Regions from separate parts of the Mus musculus genome. Here region 1 is linked to region 2. Evidence: chromatin loops called from intact Hi-C (ENCODE). Cell type or tissue: left cerebral cortex. All regions are shown on one strand. Links, peaks and the distances in the headings refer to the core of each region. The heading gives the core; the rest is flanking DNA.

Region 1 (12,406 bases), core at 2,570-10,569, 340 kb after region 2:
CAAAACAGCACATACTCTAATAAAAACCATAAACAATGACATAAGAGATGAGAACATCTCAGCACACACAATGAGCAATAGCTTAGGACCATGTTTAATCTACTTCCACAGGTAAAGTGTGTCCTATGCTATCAAGTGGGATTGGCTATATACAAGGGGTGGCTTTCCCTCTGTCTAATTTGCTGTGTCAGTTCAGCCCAGATAAGCAGATTAGTATGACTGTACTTGGGGGATTTTACTGATCGTGCAGATAGAAACTAGAGGCGTGTTCTCATCTAAGGCAGGGAGCTATGAAAGGAGATGGCCTGGGCTTGCATGGAAAGGGGAGGGGTTCTTAAGGGTGAAACAAGAGAGAAGTAAGAGGATGTACAAACCCTAGCCTGTTTACTTTACAGTGTAAATATCAGGTTTCTTGCTCACTGTCCTGAGTTCTTGTCTTGAAAACTATATGGACATATTTTGTTATAGAAGAAAATATGAAACTCGAATTTAAAATGTCATTGACCTAAAATCTTGGTATATATTTCCGTGAACAAATAAATGTGACCCTTCTATTGAAGAACAGGATGAAGCACACAAATACACCTAAGAGATGATATAACATAATGATCTCCTTTTGACGTGAAGCTTCTGGGTTTTGTTTGCTCTGAAGAGGACGGGGAGGTTAACTCAGACACACAGACTAAATAACAAAATAACTCGGTGATAAAGTCACAGGGCAATTCGGGCTGCCTTTGTATATACACTTGAGCTATTTTTAAACCGGAAAGATATGACAGACTCATCAATAAACAGCATGAGCAGGAGCAAACCTTACCTCCAATGCTGCTCTGAATGCGCCCATTCTTCTGGATGACCAAGATCCTATGGTGCCCTGTGTCTGCCACCACAAGTCGACCAGTAGCATGGTCCACTGCTACTTTGCCAGGGAACAGCAATGGTGAAGGTGGCAGAGACTCTTTGAAGAGTTTTATTCCAATTTTTCCATCTCTGATCTGTCCCCTGTCTTTGTAATACTTTAAAGCAATAGACGTATATGAAAATAGTTTATCTCTGTGTCCCTCTCCAATCAAAGAAAACAGCAGGTTTCCACGGGGTCCCAGTATGACCAGTGTTGGCCAGCAAGAGACTTCAAGCTCCTGCCAAAGGCTGGCATCTGCATCGTTAACCACAGGGTGGGTGATGTTGTATCTGAGGACAGCACTCTTGATGTTGTCCAGGACCTTCTCATTGGGAAACTTAGCCGAGTGAACACCGACAATCAGAAGGCCATCTGAAAAGGGGATGTGCATGTTAGACATTAGGAAAATCTGAAAATAATTATCCATACACTAGAGCTCGCTTATTAATATAAAAAACCTATAGATTAAAAAAACAACTAGATTAATGTATTTAATTGTATTTAAAGAAGTATATACAAAACTAATCAATCTAAATCTCAGACAATCTTGATTTTAACATAAACACAGGATCACATTCATGGGTAGGATTAGAACTCTACATTTTCAGGTAAAACTTTTAAAGAAAATGGAAGGACTCAACCAAGGGAGGCGCACCACAGAAGGTAGGGCCAGTGTTACCAAGGTAAAAGCTCTGCTGTCAGCTGAAGCCACTCGAGTGGCTAACACTCCAACTGAAACCCCACTGCATTCTGGTCAGAGAACCAGGGAAGCCAGAGTGTGGAGAAACAGTGAAAATACTATTGTCTCAACTCACATGTCTCCAAACTACACATACATAAGGCAAGACCAACAATGCATAGCAAATTCTGAGCACTAAGAACTGAATTACTGAGTAGAGAAGATGGGCAGAGGGGCTGGAGGGGTGGTGCAGTGGTTAGGAGCTTACTTCTCTCATAGAGGACATAGGTTGGGTACCTGGCACTTATATGGTGACTCACAACCATCTGCAACTCCAGGTTCAGAGTATTCAGTGCTCTCTTCTTGTCTTGGAAGCATTGCATTCATGTGGTGTGCGTGCGCACACACACGCGCGCACACACACACAGTCACATACACACACACACACACACACACACACACACACACACACACACACACGACCAATGCGCATACATTAAAAATAAATATATTTTTAAATTTAATTTTATTTGTAATTCATTTTTTACACTCCATATTCCATTCCCCCCATCCACACTCCAACTGTTCCACATCCCACACCTCCTCCCCACCCCCATCCCCCATCTCCACATGGATGCCCCCACCCTCATCCCCCATCTCCACATGGATGCCCCCACCCCCATCCCCCATCTCCACATGGATGCCCCCACCCCCACTCCACCTGACCTCTAAACTCCCTGAGGCCTTCAGTCTCTTGAGGATTTGGTGTTTCATCTCTGAATGAACACAGACCTGGAAGCCCTCTACTGTATGTGTGTTGGGGGCCTCGTATCAGGTGGTGTATACTGTCTGTTTGGTGGTCCAGTGTTTGAGAGATCTCCGGGGTCCAGATTAATTAAGACTGCTGGTCCTTCTACAAAATCTCCCTTCTCCTCAGCTTCTTTCAGCCTTCCCTAATTCAACAACAGGGGTTATTACTTCTGTCCATTGGTTGGGTGCAAATAACTACATCTGACTCTTTCAGCTGCTTGTTGGGTCTTTCAGAGGGCAGACATGCTAGGTCCCTTTTTGTGAGTGCTCCATAGCCTCACTAATAGTGTCAGGCCTTGGGACCACCCCTTGAGCTGGATCCCACTTTGGGCCTATTGCTGGACCTTCTTTTCCTCAGGTTCCTCTCCATTTCCACCCCTGTAATTCTTTCAGACAGAAACAATTATGGGTCAGAGGTGTGACTGTGGAATGGCAACCCCATCCCTCACTTGATGTCCTGTCTTCCTGCTGGAGGTGGGCCCTATAAGATGGGAACTTATAATCAGAAGTAACCGTGCTAAATGTCTACTAAAACAAAACTAAATTTATCTATCAGGACTTCAATAGAACCCAAGTTCCACATATCACAAAGTTCCAATATCTTGTATATAGTCTGAAATTACTGTATACAATGTATACAACTGTATACTATATACAATGTCTTATATATAACCTGAAACCAGTGCCCAGTCATTCAGAGTCACAGTAAGATCCTGCCTTAAACAAACACCATAAAGAAGGGTATATGATTAATCATCAAAGGAAAAATAAACAAGATATTGATGCCAAAATAATTTCAATCAGCAGAGACTTGAAGCAGCTATAAAATCATGTTTCATTAAGTAAAAGAAAAATACAAATGAAATGAATGAAAAGACAGGAAATATAAGCAAACAGATAAGACCATAAAAGAAAAACTAAATGAAGATGTCAGAGCTGAAAACACCTACTTGAAACGAAGAAACTGAATGAGCTCACTAGCAAACTGGTGGCAGAGGAAAAGGCCAGGAGCCCTGAGGTAACATCAGAGAAAGGACACTGGGAGACTGAGTGAAAAGAGACACTTCTTCAGGCAACTTGGGATCAGCTTAGAGCATCTAAGGAGTTACAAGAATCCAAAAGGAAAAGAGAAGAAATCAGGGCAAAACAAACATTGATTAATGCCTAATGTTCTCATTCTAGCTAAGGAATTAGTATACGTAACTTCAGGCCAGCATAGCATCTAAGACCCAACAGAGGAAAACATGCCTTGACAGCTCACGATCAAACTGCTGAGAAGCAACAACTAAACAACCAAGGATATCTTGGAAAATCCTGAGGAGCAGATAGATGCCTGGGAAGTGGAAGGGTAGGAGTGGGCAGAAGTGGGAAGGATTTGAGACTTTGGCCAAACTGCTCACCTTTTATCAGTTTTCTCACTTGTGGGATGGGGAAACATCATGAATGACTCCCTAGGTTAAGTGAATTAAGGGACAATCTGTGTAAGGAATTTAACAGTACTCAGTACAACAGTGAACTCTCACCCAATTTAACCATAAATTAAAAAAAAAAAAACCTCTAAATTTCAAAAGAAATTAGCAATATCACTCTTCACAATTATGTCCCATAGGGAAACATGCGGGATGTAATCTATATACATAATACAGTACATTACTCACATGAGTAAATATGCAGACATGCATGGGGTCATCTAGTTATAGGAGGCTGGATTATATTCCGTATGAGACACAGCTGAAGGGAGTAAGCCAGGCTAGACACAAAGGACACACAAAGCCTCAGCAGACTCAGAAGGGACCCCAGGGAACCCCAGCTTCTCTACCCTATGGTCCAGAAATGTGTTGCTCCACAATAAAGAGCACTTGCTAGTCACATTAAATAAAGCAGAGCCTACAAGGATTCTAGTTTGTCCTTCTTTCCTTTGTCTTTCTGTATCCATGGCTCCATCTGCCACTGAGATACTAAACAGAAGCAACAGCCCCTTGCAGACTGGTCAGTCAGCTCCTACAGTAAGTCCTCATTCTTTGTTACTTTGATCAGCTCCATTTTTTTCAGAACAAACCCTGGCCATCAAATACACCTCTACTTACAGTGTAGTTTTGATCTCAGCTCCGATCTGTACACAGGACATCCTTATCTGTCCAGGGCAGCTTTCCTACTCAGCCAGAACGAGACGAGAGCTCCCCTGTGGGACATCCATGCACACGTGCAGCACACGCCCTCTGAATCCTTCACCTTCCTCACTGCTTGCTATAGCCTTGATGCTTGGAGAGGGAATGGGTACCATACCTGGTTTGTATACCTTCAGGGTGCTGAAACGTGGCTTTATGTGGCCTGGCTTTTCAATCTATTGGGACAACTCCAGTAAGTTTAATGCACATGCTTTTGTGAGTCTGGAGCTCGTAAGACGTTTTTGGTTTGGTCTGTAATTTTAACAGTTTTATTAAGCTGTTCTTTGGACTTTTCTGGGTTAATAGTCCCTGGTATCTTATAGGCCCTTTTAAGATGAAGAGTGAAGGGTTGTTTTGTTTTGTTTTTTTCCCTATTTAGGTTTCTTTTTCTATTCTAATTTCAGGTATTAGTTTGGGTGGTTGGCTTTTCCTGAGGTTCTCCCAGTAGTCCCACGCTGCACCTCCTTCTCTTGTCTTCTGAGTCGCTCACTCTCTCCCTGCACTGTTGGTCTTCTGGGGCTCAGCCTCACCCACTAGAGCTCTCTGCCTCCCTCGACTTCGCTGCAGTCTCGACTCCATCGTTACACGCAGTCATCCTCCCTTCTACATCCTGTCGTTCAGACTTCGTTTCTAATACAATCTTGAAGTCAATCAATACCCATTTCTTCTTTTCTTTTTAATTTTAGTATTTCTGATCCAACTTGGTTTTCATTTGTCTTAAGTGTTGTTTGAAGATATTACTCCAAAAAGGAACACAGTTGTTAAGTCTGTGACTCTCAGTGAGGATGTCCACACACTCTCTTTCCTGTAGTTCTGCATGGCTATGACCACCTTATCATCCTATAAACCAGGTTCCTAGCCTGAGAGCTCCCTCTTCTGACAGCTCTGCTCTCTGTGCAGTTTCATTTATGGACACCACTCATGGAGGAGGTGCTGGCTGTAATTCTCCTTCCTTCATACTGGATCCTAAACTTTCCCTTTCATTTCCTTCTTTCGCTTTGGGGCCGAATCTAAGAGGAACCACACCCTGCTTGTGTATTTGATGTTTGTCCCAAAGCAGACTTCTCTACGCTTTCCATCCTCGTCCTTCCTGAACATTTAAGGTAAGCTAGAACTAGGGCATCCAAACCTGTGCTAACATTTTAAGCTTGGTATTGGGGATTTCTTACTAGGACCTATTTGTGCTCTAAGTCTTCAGAATTACTCCTACTTTTTTTTTTCCTTTTTTTCAAAACTGTTGCATTTTATTTTTTCTTTAACATTTTTCACACAATGTATTTTTATTATGTTTTCCCTTCCTCTAATTACTCCCACCACTCTACCTACTCAATTTTACATTCTTTCTCAAAATATAGACAAAAAACAAAACACCCAAAACAGAAAAGCAGTAAGAGGGAAAAAAGGAGAAAACAAACAAACAAAATGAAACAAAAAGCCCACGAATAAACAAACTAGCAAACCAACCAGGAGTTGGTTTTGTGTTTGCCAAGCACTTGACTTGTTCTTCTGGTGCTGGTTAAGCTGCCTCTGTCCCTGTCTTCAGCTTGCATCAGGAGCACCTTTAACTAGAGCTTAGTTTATGTCTTGATGGCCACGTGATGTGAGGGCCATGGTGCTCCATCTGGTGGTGCTGTGAGATGCAGAGTCAAATACGGTTGTTTGTTTGGGAGTCAGGGGAAGACTTTAAAGCATGTGTATTAGGTACCCTTCTCGTTGCTATGACAAAATCGTCAACAAGAAGAGACTTGAAGAAGGGTTTGCTGTGGCTCGCAGTCTGAGGGTCCAGTGTGCCACTGCAGGAAAATCCTGCTGACAGGAGTGGGAGGCATCCAGCTGTGAAGCAAAGAGCACCAAATACTGGTGTCCTGCAAGGTTATAATTCAGTAATTCATGAGGAACCCTAATTCATGGGGAACCCAGCCTCATGGGATGCTGCCCCTCAAAGTTAAGGAGTGTTTCCTCACTTCAGTTGTGCTAATATGGATAATCCCTGAGGCGTGCCCTGACTGGTCTGCTAGATAATCCCACATCCTGTCTATCAAGTTGACGAAATTAAATCTTACAGGTGGCTTCCATTTTCCTTCAGGCCTGGAAACAACACAGATACATTTTGTTTAACATCATGTGTATAACTTACATAAAGTAAGTCTTCCATATTTTGTTGGTTGATTAAATAACTGTAATCAAGTCTAAAAATGAGTCTCTTAATGAAGAAATGCTATAAGTATCAATAAATGCTAAATATAAATGCTGTAAGTGTAAGGCACAAGGCAAAGATAACTGCTAGCTCTACTACTACTTGACAAAGAGGTGAGGTACAGATAGGGAGACAGCAAACACAATTACACAAGAGAATTACTCAAAGACATTAGAATTACAAATACCTGCATGTAATGTGATATAATTAGTATGCCAGAAAAATCCTTGAGATTCAATTAAAAAGATTTAGCAACTTTGAACATAAAATTAATACTTCAAAATAGCCTTCATAGAGGCAAACAATAACCAATTATCAACTTAATAGAAAAAAAGGGTACATGTATGATAAACTGCTATGTTACATCTATAGAATGATGTTTAGATAGGTAAATGTTAACACAGTGCTGAAGCAGTCTCTCTGTCTCTCTGCCTTTCTCTCTCTCTCTCTCTCTCTGAAGCAGTAGGAATAGTCTCTCTGTCTCTCTGCCTCTCTCTCTCTCTCTCTCTCTCTCTCTCTCTCTCTCTGTGTGTGTGCTTGTAGAAATGTAAGTGAACATGGCTCTAGAATGCGGAATTTAGAAATATGCAGCAAAATGACTTTTACTCTCATTTCTAGGAAATGACCCTTAATTAGTCCACCATTATGTGAAAACCTATCCCTCCACAAAATTAGTCATTGTAACTACTGAGCCAACCTTAGAGCCAACATACAGGAAAATGGTTGAATTACACTGTATATACACTGTGAACTATTATGCACAAAATGTACACCACTTTCTAGTTAAGAGAAAAAGTAGTAAGAAATGAAATAAAGTACAAGGCAGAAGCAGGTAAAGAAATAAATAGGTGCACGAATGATCAACCTTTCCATTTCACTGTGAAAGCCATGTTGTTATATATCCACTCCACACACACCTGGATGTATGTGCGCGCACACGCGCACGCACGTGTGCACACACACACACACACACAGACACACACACGCGTGCACACACACATACAGGCACACATACACTCACACACAAAAAGGCTACAAAGATGGCAAGGGTGCTAAAATGAAATACAAACAGCAACAATGAATTCCCTGCCCTTCAAATGAACACAGTAACTTCTGTGGGAGGCAGGTGGAAAGACTAGCCTCCATAATTGTTTAAGTCTTTGAGAGGGACTAAACTAAAACCAAAGACAGCTCAGGAATCATGAGCTCCTTGGAGAAACGGTAACTTTGGGGATGGGCTGTGAAAGCGCAGGAGGAACTAGAAATATTCTGGTGTGAGAAGGAAGTACTCCAAAAACAGCAAGAGCACAGGAGGCGGCTGGTGGGCAAGGCACTGGGTAGATCTGGGACAGTGCAAACACTGGAATAAATAACAGTAATGATTCAAAAGTCACCAAATTCAAGGAGGAACCCACAACTTAAGCCCACTTGTTTCTGCATGTTATATAGATGTAATAATATTAATCAAAGTAGATGGTGGCTATTTCCTACTTACCTTCCACCTAATCAATATATCTCAATATTTTCCCAAAGAAATGATGAAGGGGTGACACCTCAATGATGAGAAGTTAAAATGAGGCAGAGAGTGGTGAAGGAGATTCAGGGAGAGAAACCAGCACATACAAAGACGACGGAAGTTTGAGACAGTAAGAATAAATACCCAGAAATGGTCGGCCTTCAAAGCCATGGTCAGAATTTACACCTTATTCTACATGCAATTGAAGTTATATGGAGACTGAAAGGCAAGTATCAAAGATACTTCAAACTAACCTCATGAGCTTCCCCTCCAAATCTGCACTTTCTCTCGTGCTTTGTTATAGAACTGCATTATTATACATCCAACTATATAAGCAAGAACTCAAGATACAGAGTCTCTGTAATAACCCATGGGCAGCCTTCATCATCCATGTTTAACTCATGACCAAGCCCTATTGATCTTAACCCCTACAACTTGTTCAGTCTGTACCCATCTGTAGAGAGCATGAGAGCCTTGTGCTCACAGATAAGCACCAGGGAAAGCAGGGATGTTAGACAGGCTGGATTGTCTCCTCAGGGGGAATGTCTACTTGCTTCTACACAGAAGGCTGGGAGGAGATGCAGTTAGCAGCCTGGTGATCTGTGCTACCTATAGGGCCAGGCCACATACGAACTCCCCAGATCCTTCCTCCCTAGACCTTTATCGTGAACATTGTTCCTCGGTCAACAGAACCCATTCTATTGCACGTGTACTTTATAACTTGGTAACCACCTTGTTATCTGTATGACTGGGATACACCAGGTTCTCCCCTAGGCCCTTAAGCTGTAGAACTCATCTTTATGGAAGAGGTCACATGTACTTTACAAAACAGTTCTAATGCAGTCACGCCTTAAGCTTTATTGTTCACGTGGGATTGAGTCAGTTGTTACCAGGAAGCATTTATTTAAAACCGTTCTGTATTTGAATATGTCTAAAATAAAGTGTCCAGTATCAGACTCTAGAATCTGAACCAACACCGGCAAAGTCTTGCTGAGCTGATTTCCATCTTGCCGCATGCACATCATTACCTGCTGACCCTGGTATTTGCAGATTGCCACACCTGTCTTATCCATAATGAGTTATCTCCCTAAAAGTCAGACTGAACTCTTAAAAACACACAACTATGACTGTATCACTATCTTGCAAAAAATCCTTCACTGTTCTTAATATGAAGATCAAGTCTCATTCCAGCAGCAGCTCTGCGGGACTCAAAAGGCAGTCTGTGTTCTGGTCGGCGGAGGCTTACCCTGGAGACCCAGCAGGAAACTCTACAAGAGATGGGACAGGGAGCCACCTTCCCAGACACAAACGCCTGACACCATGAGTCCTCAACTCCACAATCTGGTGACTATCAGTCATGTAGACAATGTCCCGAGCTCCTGGTATTCTGGCTAGACTCCACCCCTACAGTTAACCTGGCAATAACCAGGTATGCTCCTCCCCAGTTACCTGGCAACAGCAAGGTAGCCCAGCCCACTATAAAAGGGGCTGCTTGGCCCCTCTTCTCTCTCTTAAGCTCTTATCTGTTACTCTCATTTTTCCGCTCTCTTTCTCTCCCTCCCTTCTCCTCTCTCTCCATGGGGTCATGGCCAGCCTCTCCTTTTCTTTTTCTTTTTCTCTCTTTTTCTTTCTCAAACCATGGAACATTTCTGCTCACCAAGACCCTCTGTGTTAGAACAATGAAAGAGGCCTTCCCCTAAAGAGCCATCTCCCACAGGAAGGCCTCCTAGTGTTTCCAGCCACCAGACTGGACCAAAGACTCTCACCCAAGGGGAACAGCCCAGCGCCCTTTTATCCCCCTGCCCCCTTCTCCTTTCGGCCCCCGGACTGACCGAGCTGCCCCTGGGGCCCTCACTTTGTTCTCAGCTCTTCTGCGACACACAGTAGCATCTGGGATGTCCAAGACTGAGAACCTGTTGTCTCTGGGCCAGCCCAGAGATCTTGGACTGTTCCCTCTCTACCCCCCGGGGACTGGGGTTACCGGCTTCCCACAGCCAGACACCCACTCTGGTGGCACAGAGAGCGCATGGTAGTAGTACCCCGCATCTACCCACCCAGAGCCCCAAAGCTCTGGCACGAGGCAGGTCTCCCACCCCCTTATTTCCCCACAATCAGTGCCCCACACAACTCCGTATCGTTTGCGGCTCCCAAGGTGCTGTAGCTTCCTTCGGTTCCTCAGTATATCCTTACAGTAGCCCTCTTCTCCCATCTTTCCATGGTTCTAAGCATCTAAAATCAACCATAGTCTAAAGTTATGGAATAGGAAATCACAGAAGTCAATTATTCATGTTTTAGACCACACACCCTCCTGAGTAGTGCAGTGTGATATCAGCCCACTGCAGCCCACCTCGTGTCTATCATCCCCCTTTCAAGGTGATCATGTTGAATACACTACCCACATTAGCCACCTAGTCGTTGTATTAGTTGTGTTCAAGTAACCAACACTCTGTATGGCCCTAAAGCTCAGGAACAGTAATGCTAGCAATTTATGTTTCTCAATAAAGAAGCCATATATTTTTTTCTTTTTCTTTTTTTCAGTGAAAAGGTGAGAGATTCTGACTTAAGGAATGAAAATAAAATCTATGGTAAGAATGCATATTTATTCATCATCCATCAAGACAGAAAAAGAAACCTGTGCTAGTCTTGCTATTATATCTCAAATTGCAAATATTACTTAAGGCCATAATCTGATACGCACTTACTAATAAAAAAGGGGGCCTCATAGGTTATTACAGAGAGTGAGCAATATCCACAAGGCTTTGGATATACGCCTTACAGGTCAAGGGCACTAGTATGTAAGAAGCAGAATGAAGATGACTATATATATCACACAGTCCAAATACTGATTCATATATAGACAAGTATCAAATATCTCTTCTCATTTTTTAGCTCTGAGTCTTAGAATATACACCTATTTTTCTTGAACTAGTTTGCTTTTTCTATTAGCTGGGTCATAACAAGTACAATGAGAAGGTTCTTCCCTCTGCAACTCCAACATAAGAATCAGAACATGAAGACCAAGAAGGAACAGGAGAGGAAAGCAAAGAGGAGTGGGAAGACAGCAATGGAAGGAGGAAAGGAGAGGGACAACTTCCAAAGCCTTAGCAAACATGTAACTTCTAAACAAATCATTCCAAAAGCCTGGAAGAAAAGTGTGCTGGTTTCTATGAGAATGGTCCCCACAGGCTCAAATATTTGGATTTTTAGTCACCAGAGAATGGGACTGTTTGGGAAGCACTAGAAGGATTAGGAGGTGGGGCCTTGCTGGAGAAGGTGTGTCACACCAGGCTCAGTGTCTCTGTTTCTGCCGGAGGCATATGGATTACGATGTAGATCCCTCAGCTACAGCTTTAGCACCACACCTGTCAGTTTACTGCCATGGTGATCATGGATAAAGTCTCGAAAACTGTAAACAAGACCCCCATTCAATGACTTTTTTTTTTAAATATAGGAGTTACTTTGGTCATAGTGTGTCTCTTCACAGCAATAGAACAGTATAAGACAGAAAGATAAACACATACAAAATCAATTGAATTCATTGCAACAGAAAGTGTTTAGCAGTAGTCCACACAATAGTCTAATTTGTGAACTAAAACTATTTGAAGGCTTTTTGAATACATTTTAAAAAGTAAAACCTGTGCCCTAAGTGGCAAGCATAACTTTATAAAAAGGAGAGAAACCATCTCAGGCACAGGGACATTACAGTGTCACATTACATGTAGTATACATTACAGTATTAAAAAGCATGAGAAAGGTATGAGAAAAGGCTAAACTGGCAGTGTTGCTGTTCAAGCAGAAGATCTGAGTTCAGATCTAACACCCAAGTAAAAAGTAGGACACAACGGAGGCAGGTCCACAGCCACAGCGGAGGAGAGAGAGATGGAGGCAGGCTGACACAACAGCTCCACTGCCACAGCAGGAGAAATGGAGGCAGGCTGACCCCAGCGACTCTGGCCAGACAGTCCAGCCAATCTGTGAGCACCAGCTTTACCAAGAGCCCTGCCCCAACAAATGAGGAGAGAGGCTGAGGGAGATTCCTGAGGTCAACCTCTGGCCTCCACACACATACACCCAGGCACGCCCTGCCACCACCATGCAAAACTACCACAGATGACCTGGGGCAAAGCTAGGCAGG
Region 2 (12,406 bases), core at 2,175-10,174:
AGGTTGTTCTCAGGTTGACGATCTGGGTCAGCTGACTGGTCTGCCAAGGCACCTCTATGCTAACCACGCCTGCAGTGCACTTCTTAATTTCCAGGCTCTGGTCTTAGGTGCACAAAGTCGGAGAGGAGAGCTTCCAGGTGATTTTCCAGTCTCAGCCGGCTCAGGCTCATGGGAGGTTTCCTAGCAACTGACCTCTGAGGCCTCTCAGAATTACTTGACCTGGATCTCATTTGATATTTAAATCACAGAGTTGCACTAGCGAGCACAACCAGCCTAACAGGTTTGGGGACAAATCCGACAGGTTCCTGGGAAGCTATGGCATGGCAATCAAAGGAAGACCTTAGGGACAGTCTCTCTACTTTTCAGTTGTCGGGATAGAGTCCATTTGTCTAGCAGTGAACCCATTTAATGTGCACAGGGCAGTGGGTTTTTAATATATATTCAGTTAGCAGTTTCACTGGTGACTTCTCCATTCTTATGACAAAAATACCATGACCAAGGTGATTTATAAAAGAAAGGATGTAAGGTGGGGCTCATAGTTCTGGAGAGGTTGAGTCCATGATAGTGAGTCATGGTGGGGAGATTGTGTCAGCCAGCAGGCAGGCACTGGAGAGGTAGCTGAGAGCTCAAAGTTGAGACAGAACCACAAAGCACAGAGAGCATTCTAACCGAGAATGACTGACGCACCCTCTCTCCAGAAAGGCCACACCTTCTCTCCAGCGGGGCCACACCTCCTAATCCTTCCCAAACAGTTCCACCTTCTGGAGACCAAGCATTCAAACATAGGAGCCCATGGACGTCATTCTCACTCAGACTACCACGTCATAATTTGTTTCTTGAACCCCAGAGAAACCTTCCTCTACCCAGCATGGTTCTCTATCCTCTCTACAGATAAGGGGGTCCTGGCCAAGCTGGAGCAGACACTGAAGAAAATAGACGAGGAATGCCGGATGGAGGAGAGCAGGCGTGTGGACCTTGAGCTCAGCATCATGGAGGTGAAGGACAACCTGAAGAAGGCAGAGGCTGGGCCCGTGACCCTGGGCACCACTGTGGATACCACGCACCTGGACAACATGAGCCCTCGTGTGAGTGCTGGGCTCTGGAGGGCCTGTGAGCTCTACACGGGGCCTCCTGGCACAGGGTGGTAGAGGTGGGTTTTATATACATAGTAATTTGACCCAGTCCTTGTTCTCCTTCTCAGCCACAGCCCAAAGCTGCCACCCCCAACCCCCCACCAGACTCCACGCCAGTCAACTCTGCATCTGTGCTCAAGAACAGGCCTCTTTCCGTCATGGTCACAGGCAAAGGCACTGTCCTGCAGAAAGCCAAGGTGAGTGGCCTCTCTTCAGCTGCAGATGAAGCCTTGTGGCTTTTGCACTAGCTCTGAGTGAGAGATATGCTCTCAGCAGAATGCCACTTGTGGCCCGGCCCGGGCTTTACCACTGATTAACCAGGAAAGTGCTTATATTTACCAAGTGTTCTTCCCAGTGAGCCTGAGGGCACCCCCACCCACGACCTCCCCACCACTCAGGAGTAGATTCCAGGGACAGGCTGTGACTGAAATGTTTCCAACCCAAAAGGTTTCTAACATCAAAACCAGAGAAGCCAGTGACAAAAGGCTCAATAAAGTAGAAACAGGACCTAACCCCATGACATAGTTTCTCCCCGAGGGCAAAAGGAGAAGGCTCTTTAATCTGTAACTCAGTACAGTAAGAAACTCGAGTGGAGTGACGTGTTGGCTTTGACAAGCTCTGCTCTTTGTTCCTGTCCTGTGCAGATGCTGAAAAAGTCAGACACCCCCACCCTCACCAATGATGAACTATTAAATCCATTTAATTGCATACGCCTCTACTGCCTCACCCCTGCAGACATCACTAATCAATCACAGCATTCGGCTGTGCTCCTCCTAGGGATGAGGCTAGCTCTGTTGGTAACTGCTTTGGAGCGACGTTAATTTTTCTTACCCTTTTCTACATACATGGCGGTAGATACAGTGGATAACTTTCTTTTGGGGGTGGGGTGGGGTGCTTTGTGTCTGTACTGTAGGAATGGGAGAAGAAAGGAGCCAGTTAGGAGACAAGAATTGCCTAAAGACTCTTATGTGACTGTGGACCTTGGTGACAATCCTGCTCTGGACAAGTCTTCAATAAAACAGCAACTCTGAGGAAAGGTGAGTCTGTTTACAAGACAAAGCAAGGGATGAGGCGCTCGCTGCAAACGGAGCTTCGGTTAAGAGAAGGCCCTGTCTCCTCCTCAAGCCAAAGGGATCCCAGCAGCAGCATCGTGGTGGCATCTTTGGAGTCGAAATCTACTGGCTGTCAATGAGACAATGTACCTTCCCTTTTCTTTTTAAAGATTTCATCCATCACTCAACTGTTTTACCAAGATTTTTCAGGTGTGAAAAAATGACCACATTGCTTCTGGTTATGAGAAAAATCTAAATTCCTGACCCCCTTATCTTTCATCCTGTATTTGGCAATGTTGAGGTTTAAATCATGCATTGTCTTCATGTTTGCCCAAATTGGGTGGGCTCCATGTGGTCTCTGATGGTCTTAAAGAACATTAGAACCCTGTAATCAGTAGAAGAGGGACATATTGGGAACCAAGCCAAGGCACTGACCCCCTTGGGGTCACTAAGGACTTCCCCCCAGTCCAGGAAAACTTTAAACAATGCTGTATTATATAGGGGGAAAATTCCTGTGTTTACAGACTGTCCTGTGGCCAGGCCACTTTTAAGAGTTGGTCAATTACCTCTTCATTACCATTGTAAAGATGTTTTAAATTTCTGGTCCCCTTGCAAGGAAAACAGCCGTGAATTAGCCTGTCTAGTCTGTCAGACTGGCAGCCAGTGCTGTCTTTATGTGCTGTCTCTCTGGGACAGCACTAGCACAAGTTGATACATTTCATCTGTTACCTGCCCCATTTCTGAGCATTTGGAACTAGTTACCTAACACTGGTTTCTGAAGGCTAAATGTTTTTACGCATATATTATTGTCTTTCTAATCCCAGGGCATTTATTTCCTGTATCATAAACACTTGGTGACCTTTATCAAGTGGTGAGTTAGAATTTTTTTTTTAAATAAAATGTTCATTGTATTTTGGGTTTCCCTTGTATTTCATGGCATGGGGCAAAGGTCTTGATTTTTTTACACACTGATATATACTATAAAAACTGGCAGAGCCACATAGGGAAGCCTAGTAAGAGACTTTCAGGCTCCTTAACCCAGTAACCTGAAAGAGAGCATTGATTGTGTAACTAACAAGGTTCCACACACAGGCAATTGAAAGCCAGACCTCGGGAGGTCAAACAGGCTCCTTAGCAGTTCTTAGGAGAAAAGAACCATACCAATTTGTAGAAGCCTGCCTAGGCAAACGATTAAGGACATAAATGTTTTATTTTATGTTTAAAAACCATCAAGACCAAATTCTGACTCCTTGAACATGGTACTGACAACCCAGAGTAAAGTAGAATATAACAGACCAGGACAGGAGTTTACAGGAAGGTACTGTGACTACAGCTGCACGGGTGTTTGGGAAGTCCTGGTGTTCCACGAAGACATCAGCACTATTCTGCTGTGACAATGTCTACATATTGGTTCGATGATTGAAATATAACAATACGTAAAGTTTACATCCCCAGTGTATAAATGTGAAGGAAGAAAATGTGGGTCAGAGACGGGGAGAGCATCCTGCAGACGTGGAGTAGCACCTCAGCCAGCCAGCCTGGCACACAGAACACAAACAGAGTTTACAGCATTGGCTGCACAAAGATACACACCCTTACCAATGCTTCTCATCTCCCAGAGCGCTACACATGGCTTCTTCTGAAAACCCAGCTTCAAACAGCACAAGAAAGGGGCAGGGTGGGGAAGGGGTGTGGGGGGAGACTGATGTGTTAGCGCTGCAGTTAAGTACCTAGTTTCCCAAAGATATTCCAAAGAAGCCTCGTTGCCAGCGGATACAGTCCTGATGGACGAACAACCAACCAATCTGTCTTGAGACATTACCGAGTGGGCGTGAGATGCACATTAAAACAGAGCAGCACAGTAAGCTTTGAAAGCAAACCTCCTGGGCAACCCCTCATCCCTCCCTTGCTGAGTTTGAGAAGTCTGCCCATCATTGCCACCACTAAGAGGAGGGCAGCACTCACTGCCACTCTCTCCTGAGTAATCTCTGAAAGGAAGCCCCTCTGGAGGCCGTTGCTCAGCGCCCAGACCAATCGTACACGGCTGTTCACACATGTCCCTCCCCTACGTGCAAACTGAGTAATTGGTCAAATGGCTGTCTGAGACCTTCCCAGGTCTCTCCCACACACAGATCTGGTCACCAGAAAACGTCACAAATGACACATAATCCCTTTGCAAATGAAATCCACAGGAGCTGTCTTTTGGAACAGGGAGAAACCCACTTTTTGCACCAATCACCAGGCGGTGAGCTCTGACAGAGTCTTCTTCAAAGCGCTACCACCTCAGGAACATCTGTCTAGCATCTGTGATGACCCTCAAGCAGGTCGTCAGATCTCTCTGGCCTGCCTCTTATCCTCAGGAAAAATGACAGGCAGCTTACCTCAGCAAGGTACAAACGGATTCAGGGGATAAATGCTGACGCAGTAGTCGTTCCCAACATCACCATAGCGACAGCTGCTACTGTCCCAAGCAGTGTCCCCTGTGGCAGAGCTGGAAGCTGATGCTCCAGGGCCCCCGGGAGATTTACTTGGCGGAGGACAGGGCCTTTCCGATTCTAAGATGCTTGGGAGCTTGCTGCGAGGGGGTTGGCCCTTGTAGTCCTGCAGGCTCTTGGTGGAAGCTACGTGCCATGGGGGCATCTCCTCTCAAGATGCCTAGGAAGGAAAGTGAATTCTGAGGGTGTCTGAGTCTTCGCCTCAGCAGGTAGCTACTTTGTGTCCTTTTTACAAGTCCATCCCCAAGTGAAAGGTATCAGATCAGTTTCCCACCCACCTGCCCCCACCTCCTCCTTGGCCACTGGAAGCCAGTGTGTACCAAGGGCTGAAAAGCCATGTCTTCTTGTCTTGATTTCTGCCTGATCTAAGGAGGCCCCAGTCTGTTACTTGTGTCTCCTTAAAGCAACTTTCTTCCCAAAGCCCTATTATCTCACCCCCCTCCAGCAGGCTGTTCCGCTCAGTCACTACAGATATTCAAGAAAGAATGGCCACTAGCTGCCATAATGTGTCTACCCATCTACACATCTCTGGCCTCACATCCTGTGACACTGTTACTGGTGCAGTGTTATGTTGCTAACCAAGGCCCACCTCCCCGCTGTCATGGCTATTTGCAATGCACGGAACTCCCAATGTAACATTCTAATAGTCCCAATAGTAATGGTATTGCAATAGTGACATTCTAATGCTCTATACTGTTACACTGCTCACTCTGTCTCCTCCCTAAAATGGAAGCTTCATAAGGGCAGATTATCTCTCTTATCCATCAGCCTGTATCTCCTACTCTAAACAAAACAAAACAAACAAAAACGGTCTGAGATATGTAAGACCCTTCCAAGTGTTTCATAGGGGAGTGAATAAATGATTAAATAACCCAACCTGCCTCCTGCTGAGTCTGTAGAACTCAGCAGGACTAAGGAGACCACCCCCATCTGTGCTTGAACAGTAGGGATCCACTCACGGTTCTCACAGTGGGGGCCTTCCCAGCCACCCCGGCACTCGCATCGGTAACTGCCGTTCTTCAGGACACAGGTGCCTTCATTCATGCATGGGCTCGGCTTGCAGAGGTTGACTGGCAGCCTGGCTTCTACAAAGGAGAATGTGCCCAGGTCTGGGTCAGACCCAAAACCCCTGTTCTAAGCAAGCTCAGCTCAATCTTACAGTCTGTGGGGCTGGGTTAACCTCTCAGTGTCACCCATGGACCTGCAGCAACAGCTTAGCACATGGTCGGTAACACTGGAGAAGTTTGTGGAGTTGTAGGGTTTAGCTCATAAGCTCACACACAGCCAAGTGGGGACTAGGGAGCTGTCCTCCTTATAGTAACATGTGTGAAGGTCAGGCAAAGGTCCTGTCTCAAGAGGGCCCTAACAGATGTGTTCTTATCCCCACTCACCTCTACATAGCCACTCGATGAGCATGTCCTGATGGTACGGAAGGTCTGTGTAAGCTGCCACATGGATCAGGGAGTCGCGTGGACCGGCAAGCCTCCGTACTGCCTCCCTGAGGACGGCTCCCACGCTCATAACCAAGACTGAGATGCCATTGCCTCTCAGCTTCTGGGCAGGGACAGCTGCATCTTCTGCCCCACTCCCGCCTGTGAGCATCACCACGGCCTTGGGGACACCGGGGCGGGCACCCCTCTGGACCGTCATCACCTTGTCCTCAATGTGCAGCAAGGCTGTACCAGCAGAACCCACACCCCCTAGGTAGGGAGCCTGGCTCATGGCCCGCAACACGGCAGCCCGGGTGGGATGGGTGTCTAGCCCGAAGGCAGTCTGCACCCGGCTGCCATATACCACCAGGCCAACCTGTGTCACATCAGGATTCACATCAAACCGGAGGGTGCATTTCCTGATGAAGCTCTGCATTTGGGCAAAGTTCTCACGTCCCACAGAGGCAGAGGCATCCAACAGGAAGACCAGGTCCAGTGACTGTGCCTGGCAGCCTGGAGGAGCAAGCAAAATAGGTCCCTTGTCTAGATCTGGCTGGTACAGCAGGGCTGTTCTGGGCTGGACAGAGTCCAGGCCAGCCAGTGTGCTGACTGCCCATGTAGCATCCACCCTCCTTACAATCACACTTCATCCTTCCTTAGAATATAGACATGAATACAAGTGGCTGCCCTGATGACATTCCCAGCTTCCTGCTGAGAATGGCCACTAGGGGGTGGCCGTGCTGTAGTCCCAATCGAAGGGAATGTAGTTTCTAAGCTTGAAACTATAAATTCTAACGTGTCAGTGGGAGCTGCTTGACCTCAGCCTCCCTCCCTCATCTTTTTTTTAAATCCTTGCTGGCTTAGAAATGGTGACCTTGGGCCGCAGCTCTGAAGCCATGCGAAGCCAGGTCACTCACCTTTGATCTTTGAAAGAAGGACCCAGCATATGGGATTTTGAAGGCCCTAACAGCAGCAGGTGCGGCTGTACTTTCGCCTGCCTCCTTACATCACGCAGTGCCTGCCCACTGTGCACAGGGCTCTGCTATTATATCAAATAGGCTGATACCTGCCATCTATGGAGTGGTGATTTAGGACATATGGGTAGGAAATGAACACAAATGTGGAATAGAGCCAGCAACACCATGGGAAAGAAGGGGCTAAAGGGACAGCAAGACAAGATGTGACTAGGAAGGTGCTCAGGGAACCCTGGGGAGGAGAGAGGTGAAGCTAACTGGCAGGCAGGATGCTTCTTAGCAGGGAGGCAGCTTCCTCAGTCTTCCAGTGTGTGCGAGAGCAGCAGCCAGACAGGAAGTACTCAGAAGCTGGTGGAAGGGGCTCGGGTTTCTTTCAGCCACATGGAGAGCCACTGGGATGGTTTAAATACGGAGTCAAAGGGTCTGGTGGTCTGATAATGTTAGCTTTTAAAAACCACACTGGACACAAGGAAAATAGAGAACCTGCCACAACCCCCTGGGGAGACAGGCCTGCTAACTCCCCTGTGAGGGCAATTTCTGGCGTTGGGAACAGGAAGACATCAAGTAAAAGCTAAGGAAATCTGAGCAAAGGTAGACTGTACTAAGTAACAATGTATCGATTTTGGTTTGTTAAATGCAACAATGACCTATCCTAATGGATGGATACATAATGGAACTCTCTGCAATTGGCAAGTCCGTTATATATATATATCTGCCATAGGAGACTGGCCTAGAGGACAGGATACAAGGGGCATGACAAGCCTCATCACCATTTTACAGAAGGGGGACTCTCACCTCTGGGGACCATCGCCAGTAACGCGGTTTGGGGATGCTAAGTCCCACATGAGGCTCTTCCACTTAGCTCCCCAGGGAAGCACTGAAGTGCCCTCTTACCGATGTGTTCCAGCTCTGACATCTCGGGTACTAGCCCAGCCGCTGCATGGCCCTGCTTAGTCCCAGGGCTACCATTTCCCCACTGAGTGCTGCTCACAAGCTCAGCCTCATAGGAAAGGAAACAGAATGAGCAGAGAAGTAGAGAAGGTATCACAGCATGTTCGCTTTGGTTGTGTTCGAGTGTGCAGCAACAAGTGTGTGTGTGCATGTGTACATGTGTGTGTTCTAAGAATACACGTCTCTGACTCAGAACTCCTTAAGACTAATAACAATGATCAAGTGTGATTAGTAACAGTACCTATAATCAGGTGCACGCTTAGACATGCTGAGTGTACTTGCTTAGGCTTGTCTTATCTGGTCCTCACAAGAAGTCCCCACAGAGTTCTACACTCAGGCCCCGATCCTAGTTCCCAGCACAGGCACTGAAGGAAAGAATGGCTGGTGGTGCCAAGAAGACAGACAGACGGACCTGTCTACTGACAAGCCAGCCCTAGGTTAGGCTGCAGAGTTTTACCTGGCCGTGGCTGGCTGCATAGCCTCCTCTGCAGCTCTGGGATTTGGCTGAACAGGTCCTGAGGGTCTGTGTGGACCATCACATGCTTCGGGCTACCGGTGATCTTCACCAGCTCCGCCTGCAGGATCTCACTGCCCACGCCCAGGAGGAGTAGCTCCCGAGCCCTTGCGTGAGCTGCTGGCCCAGACACCTCATCCTGGGAGCGTGATTCAGTGAGCAGAACTACTACTCTGCGTGGCCTGTCCTGACCAGTCCTGCTGGCACTCCCAAAGCCGTGCTCTGCCACCTGGAGCAAGGCACTCCCGGTTAGGGTCGGGCCACCGCTGAAGGGAATGCTGTCAAGGCTCCTGATCAGGTCCGGCACATGCTGGTACTCCCCGACGGGCACCGCCACCATTAGATTCCTGCCATAACTGGCTATCCCAACGCGGGCTCGGGAGTCCTCCCTCAGCACGGCCTGCACAAAGCGCTTGACAAAGGCCTTGGCCCTCCGGAAGCCCCCCAATGTGGTGCCTGCAGAACTGTCCAGCAGGAAGAGGACATCGATTCTGCATTCCAGGCTCAGCTTCGGGGCTGTTGGAATCACAGTGATACGCACTGTCACCTGGGGCCGCTGCAGTGTGCAGACCAACCCCACTCTAGATATCTTTAAGCCACTTCAAGCACAAGAAACCTCCCAGAAAGATGCTGGAGCAGAGGGACTCAAGCCCCTAAGTATCCAGTGCTTGCCAGAGACTCGGATGTAGAATGCTTCCTGCCACCTTGCTGAGGGACACAGTCCAAGTGCTTTGTATAAAGCAGAATGAGTTTAGCCTCCAACTTTATTTCCCACTGTCCTTGAGGTCCGAGATGTCTTTGCCAGCTTTTAAGATCACAGAGACACGCTCCTATATTTCTTTTAGAAGCATCCCTAGGTTTGACGTATATACGATTTACTTTTCCTATATGGATTTCCAATGAAGGCACCGCACACATGTGTAAGTCACTTACCGAGTGTGCTGGGCGCTGTGCTAAGTACTTTACATAACCACAGCTCCCCATAAGCCGAGGCTTATAGAATCTTCACTGCATGGATTTAAAATCAAAAGAAGTTAGGCCTTCTTGCTCCTTTTCCTCAGAAGGGGTGAAACAAGCCATAGATATGCTCAGACATTAGGCAGCAGCTATGTGACAGCTCTGCCGGGTGCCACTATTTGGATTAACAGAGTGTCTGAGGCCGCACCAAATGACAGATCAGTGGGCTATGGGGAAAGAAGGTGGGTTGATATTCTATCCATTGCTTTCTACTCAGCAGGGAGCAGGGGACAACAGGAAGCATGAACCCAGGCCTCGCCTGCTCCCAGTGAGTCAGTCTGGGGAATCCCAAGTATACATACCACAGTTGACTTCCCCTCCGAATGCCAGTGGGCAGAGACAGTGGTACCTATCCACACCTTCTGGAATGCACGTGCCTCCATTTTGGCAGGGCTGGGAGTCACAGGGGCCTACCAGAGAGATACCCGTTAAAAGCCAAGATGACAGGCAGAGAGGGCAGAGTACAGACTGAAGGTTGCTCCGGTGTTGTGCTCACACCATCTGGTAGGGAAAGCAGCAAAGCTCTCACAGCGAATACTCAGAGGAGGGACTCCGTGCAGCTGGAAGACCTTGGTAGGGCCCGTGCCAATTGGGTCCAATGGGTCCATGTTGCTGTGCTCCCTCTGTGGTATCAGGATGCTGGCCATCATTATCCAAGGCTTCTGAGAAGGCCCAGAGGGGCCCAGGGTTGCCATAACGACTGACTTGTGTTTTACCTGAGTTTTCTAAGGATGATGACCTCCATAGCAACAAGGCGAGGGCATGGCTGTGGGCCGAAGGGCCCCTCTCTTTGTTCAAAATCGACCTGGGGTTGCCTAAGGCTCCTGCCTCATGGCACAGAGAGCCATGAGCTTTTACGCCGGGCAGTCAGGCAGCCCAGTGATGAACGTAGCCACCTCTGCCTCTGTGGCCATCTTAATTCATTTTCCCAAGCTCTGTCCTCCTCACACTTCTCCCACAATCAGCGGACACAAAGGAATCTGTGGGACCACCTGGTATGAAGCAAACGCTCTGGAGAGAGGCTAAGACATTTGCTTTTGAATGTGCACTGCATAGTGTGGGTGATGCCTCCTCAAGGCTGGTGTGAAACACAGGAAAGCCAGCAAACGCCAAAGCAAGGCCCTTCTGAAGTGTCTGGCCGATGGTACCCTGTAGCCACGAACTGCTCGAGTTCCCTGCTCCTTATCATTTATTAAAATGAAGTTTAACACCCTCCCCATGGTCTTCCTCCCAAAGTCACAAAGAACACAAAGTATCTTTTTGCACTTGTGCAAGCTTACAGAATAGCTAGCTCAGAGTGTCACCATTAGGACCGGCAAGCATTTTTTCTTCAAAACACCAGCATATTACCATTTACTAGCCACATTACTGTGATTAAAGATAGTCTGATCAGCTGATACTAGCAGCTTGAGCATCATGGGGAATTCTCGGGGGGGGGGGGGCTCAGGAACTATAGCCACAGGATCTACAGAGGCCTTTGACTAAGTATCAGCCATGGGGATGAGGGCTGTGTTAACCACAAAGCAAGGTTCCATTCTATCCTCCCTCGTAGCCACCCTAAGAACGGAGACAGGAAGCAGGAAGTCTCACTGAGGTCAGGTGACAGGCCAGGTGACTGGTCAGGGCAGAGCAGGGACTCAAGCTCAGGTCTCAGGGTCCTCATTTTCTGAACAGCCATGGCCTCTGAATTAGTTTCTCCTTCATATCAGGGACCAGTAATGGGGGCTTCAGTACTTGGAAAGGATGTGTCCAGGGGCTTGCCTGTCCCAGGCTTGCATCCCTTGCTCCCTGCCTGGAAATGCTCCTTCCCTCACTGGGGGAGGTGGCAAACCCAGAAAAAGACAAACACCACACAGGGTGGTTTGTGCTTGCAGGACAGTGGGAGGGCAATGAGGGCGCCCTGGGGACCCTGGTGTATGGTGCTTAATAGTGTTGATAATTCTTCCTGCTTGGGAATAATAAAGGGATCTCAGTAGGATCCCATGAATGAGGCTACCGTGCACAGTGGCAGAGAGAAGCTGTAGACCGCAGGCAAATGTAACTCCACTTGACCACGGTGAAAACGCTCAGGCATCTCCCCAGGTTTAACATTAGACATAAGGCATCCATGAAGTTGTTCCTCGGTGTGTTTCTCACCCACAAAAAGCACATTGGTTAATGGGGTAATTCCAAAGCCACCAGTCCACCCGCAGCAAAGTTATACCATTGAGCAGATGGAGGGAAAGAATAACAGAAGCACTCTTTGGCCAAACACCCACCCCTCCTGCCCTGGGATTAACCCCAACCCCACATCTGCTCAGGACTCTCAGGGTCCCTCTATAAATCAGTCTCAAAGAGAGTTTGTGGGTCAAAGAGGCAAACCATACCTGGACAGATGGTTCTGTAGCAGTTGGCAGGGTGTGTCTGGAACACTCTCTTCCAGCTACAATTCAAGAAATGCAGTGGTAGGATAAGTGAAGGTTTCAGAGATCCCAGCACTAAACGCTCCTTTCCTGCTTGAGACTATCCGGACTCTTATTTGTAGATTAAGTAGGGCAAGTTTCAAATGAACCAGATCCCCCATCCAAAAAAAAAAAAAAAAAATTTTTTTTTTTTTTTTTTTTTTAGTCAGGTGTCACATTAAAAGTTAAAAATGTAGCCAGGTGTGGTGGTGCATAGCACACACGAGGCAGCGGTAGGCGGATCTCTAAGTTCAAGACCAGCCTGCTCTACGGAGTGAGTTCTAGGATAGCCAGGACTACACAGAGAAACCCTGTCTTGAAAAACAAATAACAAAAAATGTTAGAAATAAGTGTGTGCAAAATTCCCATCTGGGAACAGATTTAGCACTGCCGCCACCA

What was found. Peaks named below come from ENCODE experiments on the same cell type or tissue, not always from the same donor. Only the 100,000 strongest peaks of a DNase experiment are listed, where the experiment ranks them.
Region 1: it touches region 2 in a loop (5-fold over the local background); 6 of 42 quality-filtered maps call a loop at or near these places.

The regions. Positions count from the first base shown.
Region 1 is chr19:56,559,283-56,571,688 of GRCm38, reverse strand. Nhlrc2 (NHL repeat containing 2) reads right to left here. Exons shown (of 11, transcript NM_025811.3): 3 at 818-1,273. Among named protein-coding and RNA genes, the nearest start is that of Nhlrc2, 17 kb to the right of the region's middle. In left cerebral cortex, for the core only: CTCF peaks have their summits at 5,438 (motif pointing left) and 6,189 (motif pointing left); DNase peaks (open chromatin) are centred at 5,437, 6,189, 8,016 and 9,255; H3K27ac peaks cover 3,074 bases.
Region 2 is chr19:56,903,049-56,915,454 of GRCm38, reverse strand. It overlaps Vwa2 (von Willebrand factor A domain containing 2), which reads right to left. Exons shown (of 14, transcript NM_172840.2): 9 at 11,933-11,988; 10 at 9,869-9,976; 11 at 8,493-9,065; 12 at 6,072-6,623; 13 at 5,640-5,765; 14 at 3,377-4,840. The coding sequence ends at 4,710. It overlaps Afap1l2 (actin filament associated protein 1-like 2), which reads left to right. Exons shown (of 19, transcript NM_001177797.1): 17 at 892-1,085; 18 at 1,202-1,330; 19 at 2,047-3,101. The coding sequence ends at 2,073. Among named protein-coding and RNA genes, the nearest start is that of Vwa2, 35 kb to the right of the region's middle. In left cerebral cortex, for the core only: a CTCF peak has its summit at 6,836 (motif pointing right); a DNase peak (open chromatin) is centred at 6,814.